Linked DNA regions of Homo sapiens: region 2 is linked to region 1. A link is an interaction called in ENCODE POLR2A ChIA-PET data of the cell type or tissue named here. Cell type or tissue: K562. All regions are shown on one strand. Region 1 has its middle 50 kb from the start of NBPF3. Region 2 overlaps ALPL (alkaline phosphatase, biomineralization associated).

Region 1 (4,000 bases):
CTTTGCGGCCAGGCAGGGTGGCTCACGCCTGTAATCCCAGCACTTTGGGAGGCCGAGCGGGAGGATCACGAGGTCAGGAGATCAAGACCATCCTGGCTAATACGGTGATACCCACTCTCTACTAAAAATACAAAAAATTAGCCGGGTGAGATGACGGGCGCCTGTAGTCCCAGCTACTCGGGAGGCTGAGGCAGGAGAATGGCATGAACCTGGGAAGCAGAGTGCACTCCAGCCTGGGCAATAGAGGGAGACGCTGTCTCAAAAAAAAAAAAAAAAAAAAAAAAAAAAGAACTTTGCAGAGGAGACAGTGATTTTTACAATTCCTACAACCAGTTTGCACAGAGAGCCCACAAGCCTGACCAGTAAGAAATTCTTACCCTTTTGCCTGCATGCCAGGTTTCTGGGTTCCCTTTCCCTGAGTGACCTTAGTGACCCTGCTTGCCACATCATAGCCCTGGGGACCAAGCTGCAACACCAAAGAAAATCATCTTTTTCCTTTTCATGGAACCACAGGCAAAAGTCTCTCAATTTTGTAAGATGCCGTTCAAGGGATTGCATGGGATAACCAAATTAACATTTTCCATCCGGCCAGAGCAAAATACGTGTGACAAAACATAGATATTAACCACTCTGCTTAGCACCCAATATCGAACTGGTAAGGCTCAAACTTGCCCCTGTTTGAGCCCTGTCATCTTTATTCAAAGTGGGGTGGAATGATCTCCGACCAGCAGTTTCAACATTTGGTCTCTGGGCAAGATGGTCGCCCTGAGTAACAGAAAAGATAGGAAAGGGAAAGGAGAGAACGAGAGAGAGAAAAGCATTGCCTGCGATGAGGTGGGGAAGGCAAGGAGCTCAGGGGGTGGGAGAAAGACCCACCCATTGCAGCGACACTGACTCAAAAGTTCAGGCAGCTGCTTGTCAGTCACAAAGGGATCTTTTCCAGCAGACCCATCAGCTCTCAAGTTTCCCTCTTTTGGGGGAGGAAAAAGCTCCCATGTCCTATGGTCCTGTACTTGTCTAATCCTGTCACCCATAGCCATCAGCAAGCAGTGCAAGGCAGATTAATTCAAAGATGGGTTAACATCCCATAATGCCAAATCCTCTTTTTTTTTTTTTTTTTTCTTTTTGTGGAGAACAGGGTCTCAATATATTGTCCAGGCAGGTCTTGAACTCCTGGGCTCAAGCTATCTTCCTGCCTCTCCCTCCCTAAGAGCTAGGATTACAGGCGTGAGCCACCACGCCCAGCCCAAACCCATTTTTTAACCAAAAGGGACTTTACTGAGGGAAGGTCCTCTAACCCTCTAAATATTAGGAAGGACTCTTACCTTCCTAAGTTGGGCCTTGAACCCAAGTTCGGTCAAGCATCCTTGCCTTTTATTAAGAGGGGCCTTTAACCTTGTCTGTCTCAGGAGAAACTAACTCTCCTAAGTTGGGCCTCTCACTCAATTCCATCCTTTACCTGGGTAAAATGTACCCCACCACTTACCCAAAGTCGGATAATCGGTGCTGCAGTCTCTTTCCTTTGAGTTGGGGGTCTCCTCGGTATAGTCCCTTTGTGGTAGCCAAGAAGATGTTACCGGAAGGGTGTCCGGATCTAGACCCCAAAGGAGGATTCTTGGACCTCGCCCAAGAAAGAATTCAGGGCCAGGCGCAGTGGCTCACGCCTGTAATCCCAGCACTTTGGGAGGCTGAGGCAGGCAGATCACTTGAGGTCAGGAGTTCGAGACCAGCCTGGTCAACATATAGTGAGACCCCGTCTCTACTAAAAAATACAAAAATTAGCTAGACGTGGTGGCACGCACCTGTAGTCCTAGCTACTTGGGAAGCTGAGGCAGGAGAATCGCTTGAACACGGGAGGCAGAGGTTGCAGTGAGCCAAGATCGCACCACTGTACTCCAGCCTCGGCGACAGAGCAAGACTCTGTCTCTCAAAAATAAATAAATAATTTGGGACAAGTTCATAGAGTAAAGAGAAAGCAAGTTTATTAAGAAAGTAAAGGAATAAAGAATGGCTACTCCATAGATAGCAGCAGCATGGGCTAGTCAACTGATTATACTTATAGTAATTTCTTGATAATATGCTAAATGAAGGGTGGATGATTCATGAGTTTCCCACGAAAAGGTTGGGCAGTTCCGGGAACTGAGGGTTTCTCCCCTTTTTAGACCATAGAGAGTAATTTCTAGACGTTGCCATGGCATTTGTAAACTGTCATGACGCTGGTGGGAGTGTCCTTTAGCATGCTAATGCATTATAATTAGCGTATAACGAACAGTGAGGATGACCAGAGGTCACTTTCTTTTTTTTTTTTTTTTTTTTTGTAAGCTTTTTCACTTTTTTTTTTTTTCTTTAATTTATTTTTTTATTGATAATTCTTGGGTGTTTCTCACAGAGGGGGATTTGGCAGGGTCATGGGACAATAGTGGAGGGAAGGTCAGCAGATAAACAAGTGAACAAAGGTCTCCGGTTTTCCTAGGCAGAGGACCCTGCGGCCCTCCGAAGTGTTTGTGTCCCTGATTACTTGAGATTAGGGATTGGTGATGACTCTTAACGAGCATGCTGCCTTCAAGCATCTGTTTAACAAAGCACATCTTGCACCGCCCTTAATCCATTTAACCCTGAGTGGACACAGCACATGTTTCAGAGAGCACAGGGTTGGGGGTAAGGTCACAGATCAACAGGATCCCAAGGCAGAAGAATTTTTCTTAGTGCAGAACAAAATGAAAAGTCTCCCATGTCTACTTCTTTCTACACAGACACGGCAACCATCCGATTTCTCAATCTTTTCCCCACCTTTCCCGCCTTTCTATTCCACAAAGCCGCCATTGTCATCCTGGCCCGCTCTCAATGAGCTGTTGGGCACACCTCCCAGACGGGGTGGTGGCCGGGCAGAGGGGCTCCTCACTTCCCAGTAGGGGCGGCCGGGCAGAGGCGCCCCTCACCTCCCGGACGGGGCGGCTGGCCGGGCAGGGGGCTGACCCCCCCACCTCCCTCCCGGACGGGGCGGCTAGCCGGGCAGAGGGGCTCCTCACTTCCCAGTAGGGGCGGCCGGGCAGAGGCGCCCCTCACCTCCCGGACGGGGCGGCTGGCCGGACGGGGCGGCTGGCCGGGCAGAGGGGCTCCTCACTTCCCAGTAGGGGTGGCCGGGCAGAGGCGCCCCTCACCTCCCGGACGGGGCGGCTGGCCGGGCAGGGGGCTGACCCCCCCACCTCCCTCCCGGACGGGGCGGCTGGCCGGGCAGAGGGGCTCCCCACTTCCCAGTAGGGGTGGCCAGGCAGAGGCGCCCCTCACCTCCCGGACGGGGCGGCTGGCCGGGCAGGGGGCTGACCCCCCCACCTCCCTCCCGGACGGGGCGGCTGGCCGGGCAGAGGGGCTCCCCACTTCCCAGTAGGGGTGGCCAGGCAGAGGCGCCCCTCACCTCCCGGACGGGGCGGCTGGCCGGACGGGGTGGTGGCCGGGCAGAGGGGCTCCTCACTTCCCAGTAGGGGCGGCCGGGCAGAGGCGCCCCTCACCTCCCGGACGGGGCGGCTGGCCGGGCAGGGGGCTGACCCCCCCACCTCCCTCCCGGACGGGGCGGCTGGCCGGGCAGAGGGGCTCCCCACTTCCCAGTAGGGGTGGCCAGGCAGAGGCGCCCCTCACCTCCCGGACGGGGCGGCTGGCCGGGCAGGGGGCTGACCCCCCCACCTCCCTCCCGGACCGGGCGGCTGGCCGCGCAGAGGGGCTCCTCACTTCCCAGTAGGGGCAGCCGGGCAGAGGCGCCCCTCACCTCCCAGACGGGGCGGCTGGCCGGGCAGAGGGCTGACCCCCCCACCTCCCTCCCGGACAGGGCGGCTGGCCGGGCGGGGGGCTGACCCCCCCACCTCCCTCCCGGATGGGGCGGCTGGCCAGGCGGGGGGCTGACCCCCCCACCTCCCTCCCGGACGGGGTGGCTGGCCGGGTGGGGGGGCTGACCCCCCCATCTCCCTCCCGGACGGGGTGGCTGGCCAGGCTGAGGGGCTCCTCA
Region 2 (4,000 bases), 130 kb before region 1:
CAGATGCTATGTGGATGATCAGATTACAAAGGGTTCAAGATATCCAAAGCAAGCTCTAGAAAAACAGCCATGATGCCAACTGGCAACACAAACAGGGAGAGGTTGCTGCAGGGGAGGGGATGGCAGGTACAAAGGCAACGATGAGAGAGACTGGAGACACAGCTGGGGAAAGACCTTCAGCCTGGGATCCTGACCTGAGTTTGAGGCCTGGTTTTACCATCAATTTTACCTCAGGCAAGTTGCTTGCCTCCCCAAGCCTCAGTCTCCCACTTTGCAAAATGATGTGAATACTTTATTGGGTTGCTTTGATGGTTCGGTGAGTTCATGAATAAGAAATGGCTTTCGGCCGGGCACCGTGGCTCCCAGCACTTTGGAAGGCTAAGGTGGGCGGATCACAAGGTCAGGAGATCGAGAACATCCTGGCTAACACGGTGAAACCCCGTGTCTACTATAAGTACAAAAAATTAGCCGGGCGTGGTGGCACACCCCTGTAGTCCCAGCTACTCCAGAGGCTGAGGCAGGAGAATCACTTGAACCTGGGAGGCTGCAGTGAGCCAAGATCAAGCCACTGCACTCCATCCTGGGCGACAGGGCGAGACTCCGTCTCAAAAAAAAAAAAAAAAAAAGAGAAAAAAGAAATGGCTTTAAAAACTGAAAAATATGCCAGGCCTGGTGGCTCACCGCCTGTTAATCCCAACATTTTGGGAAGCTGAGGTGGGAGGATTGCCTGAGCCCAGGAGTTCAAGACCAGCCTCATCAACATAAGCAAGACCTCATCTCACAAAATAAAAAATAAAAAAAATTAGCTGGGCATGGTGGCACAAGCCTGCAGTTCCAGCTACTCGGGAGGCTGAGGCAGGAGATCACTTGAGCCCAGGAAGTCAAGGCCGCAGTCAACTATGATCGTGCCTGAACTCCAGCCTGGGTGACAGGGCAAGACCTTGTCTCAAAAAACAAACAAACAACAACAACAAAAAAAACCTGAAAAATAGAATAAGTGCCTGGAAACTGAGGTTGGCAGTGTTAAAGTGACTTGTCCAAGGTCAATGGCTGATTAAAACAGGATAGGGTGTATCTGGGTGGGATGCGGGGGGCAGCACAACCCCTGCCTCTGCTGAGCCACCACTCCTGCGTTCCCAGCACTGACCTCAGGTTCCCCTAGGCAATTTGTTCCAGAAGGCCTAGGGAACAGGTGGGGTACCTAATTCCTTGGTGCAGGGTTTACCGTTTATTCGCTGTGTGGTCCGGGGCCCACCACCCTCCCTCCCTGAGCCTCAATCTTCTTTTTGTTTTCTTGAAATGCAGTCTCACTCTGTCACTCAGGTTGGAGTGCAGTGGCACGATCTCTGCTCACTGCAACCTCCGCCTCCCGGATTCAAGTGATTCTCATGCCTCAGCCTCCCACATAGCTGGAATTACAGGCATACACCACCACGCCCAGCTAGTTTTTGTATTCTTAGTACAGATAGGGTTTCACCATGTTGGCCAGGCTGTTCTTGAACTCCTGACCTTAAGTGATCTGCCCGCCTTGGCCTCCCAAAGTGCTGGGATTACATGCGTGAGCCCTTGTGCCCAGCCTCTGAGCTTCAGTTTTCTCCCTTTTAAAAAGAGATGCCCTTTGCTGTGCTGCGCATGTGTAAACGTGGAAGGCTCTGCCGATGGTAAAGCACTTTCCACGGGCAAAGACGTATCGCACTCATCAATGAGAAATGATCATGGTAAGCTGAGAGAAAGACGCAGAGGCCGCGGGCCCCGCACTGAGCCTGCGGTGGAGGAAAGCAGGAGGAACTAAGCTAGACTGTACCAGGGCCCACCCCAGGTGTGGGGTAGGAACCTTTTATGAGGCACAGAGCTGTGCCCATGTTCAGTCCCAAGGGAGAGGCAGGTTTCTGGGCCTCATCACTGCCTAGGCTTAAAGTAAGAGTGACGAGAAAGAGGCCAGTTTCAGCCTTTGTGAGCGAAGTGCTTTGGCGAGGCAGGGGTCTCCCTCAGCAAGGCTGGGCTACACTACAGCCCCTTTCCCTGTGTCCCACTGGATCTGAGCTGAGTAGCGCTTGTTGCATTACAAAGAAAAAGACTTGTGCAGGAAATAGGGTAGAGGACAGGCTCTCTAGTCAGATGCAACTTGATCTGTGGCAAAACCAAGTGGGGTCTTTCAGCTTCAGTGTGTTAGCATCTCAACACCTGGGATGGAGTTTGTGGGCGGGTCGGTTTTGCCACACTGTAGGGCCCAGGTGGTCCCACTGTCACAGTGAAGCCAAGTTCTAGCCCAAGTCTGGCAGAGCAGTCAGGCAGCTAGTTTTCAGGGGAGAAAAAAGGGGTGGGACGGGGGACTTCAGTGGCCTATTACGGAGCCCTCTCCCCAAACCAAATTCATAGCTGAGAGCTTGGGGATGGTACAGTTACAATTTAAAGTAATTGTCTAAATTCTGTATTTGGGTATTAATGTTTAAATGGTAATCTGACAACAGTTTATAAAGTGATGTTCTGAATACCATAAAAAAAAGAAAGAGCTCAGTTTCAGGTCCTCCTGGAAAGAGTTAGGCTGGCCCCTCCCCATCCTTTGTAATAATATCCATCGTAGTAATAAGAGTTATTTATTCGGGGTTTGACAGATATGAATTCAAATCGTAGCTCCGACACTTACCAGCTGGGCAAACCCAGGCTAATTACTCTGAGTCATTCTCCTCACCTGAAAAATGGGCTGGTATAAGGATTAAATGTGTAAATGTATACAAAGCATTTCGCAGAGTGGCTTGGTGCGTAACAAGTGGTCCGTCAGTGTCGAGAACTCTTATTACTACTATGGATGTTATTACAAAGGGTGGAGAGGGGCAGGCCTAACTCTTTCCAGGAGGACCTGAAACCAGCCTCTTTCTCGTCACTCTTACTTTAAGCCTAGACAGTGATGAGGCCCAGAAACCTGCCTCTCCCTTGGGACTGAACACGGGCACAGCTCTGTGCCTCATAAAAGGTTCCTACCCCACACCTGGGGTGGGCCCTGGTACAGTCTAGCTTAGTTCCTCCAAAGACAAGGAAAAGAAGACCAAGGAGCACCGTGACACTGAACTGGGTGCCACCTGGGCCTATCCCTTCCCTACCCCCACCCACACAATGACCAAATCTAATCTGGTTCTGGGATGTCCTTTTATCTTGTGTGCCAACTCTATATTAGTTGCTAATGGCTGTCTGGAGCACTGTACTTAGAAGGAATCTGGGAAGGAAAGCAAGCAGTGGTTGACTAGTGATGTCTGATGTGGGTGCAGGGCAGGAGAGAGGAAGGAGACATGCTGGCTATTCGCCATCCACAAATCGAAAAATCCTAAGGCCTTGCCTCATTCAAATAAACCATGCGTGGTAGGGAGGGTAGCCAGAAGCTAAGAGAGGGAAAGGGACTTGGCGAAGGTCACACAGCTTGAAATGGCAGGGCTGGGATTCAAACCCAGGCCCCTCTGGGTTTCTCAGGATGCTTCCTTCTAGGCTTGTCATTTCCTATGAGGGGGTGAACAGGCTAAGAAACACTGTCTGGGAGAACAGACGCTGGTGCCCCACCAGGTGTGTCTATGTTCTGTCTCCTCCCCCTGGGGCCTCCCACCCCCATGTCATTTGCAAACACTCACTGAAAAACAAATGTGTACCACAAGGTGCCCTGAGAGCTCTTCTCCAAACATGCAAATTTGAATCCAGATGCCAATCTGATTGGGCAACCCTGGATTTGAGTCTCACCTGCACTTTCCAAACTTTGAGAACATTACTCAATCTCTCTGAGCTTCCGTTTCCTTGTTTGCAAAATGGAAAGAATTATGAGCTCAATACAATAAGGTCATTCAAAGTGATTAGCTCAGTTTCTGACACAGAGTAAGCCCTTAAATGTTCATTACAGACTGTCCCCAACTTACACTTAAGATTTTTTTCTTTACGATGATGCAAAAGCTACAGTGTTCAGTGGAAACCACACCTCGAGTACCCAACCAGCCATTCTGTTTTTCACATTCAATAC

Evidence for each region. Peaks named below come from ENCODE experiments on the same cell type or tissue, not always from the same donor. Only the 100,000 strongest peaks of a DNase experiment are listed, where the experiment ranks them.
Region 2: POLR2A ChIA-PET joins it to region 1 with 5 read pairs; 3 of 35 experiments call an interaction of 5 or more read pairs at or near these places.

What each region holds. Positions count from the first base shown.
Region 1 is chr1:21,388,113-21,392,112 of GRCh38, reverse strand. No RefSeq gene overlaps it. Among named protein-coding and RNA genes, the nearest start is that of NBPF3, 50 kb to the left of the region's middle. In K562, no CTCF peak of the experiment used is centred here; a DNase peak (open chromatin) is centred at 2,122.
Region 2 is chr1:21,517,093-21,521,092 of GRCh38, reverse strand. All of the region lies in intron 1 of ALPL (alkaline phosphatase, biomineralization associated), which reads right to left. Among named protein-coding and RNA genes, the nearest start is that of ALPL, 9.7 kb to the right of the region's middle. In K562, no CTCF peak of the experiment used is centred here; no DNase peak of the experiment used is centred here; H3K27me3 peaks cover 3,098 bases.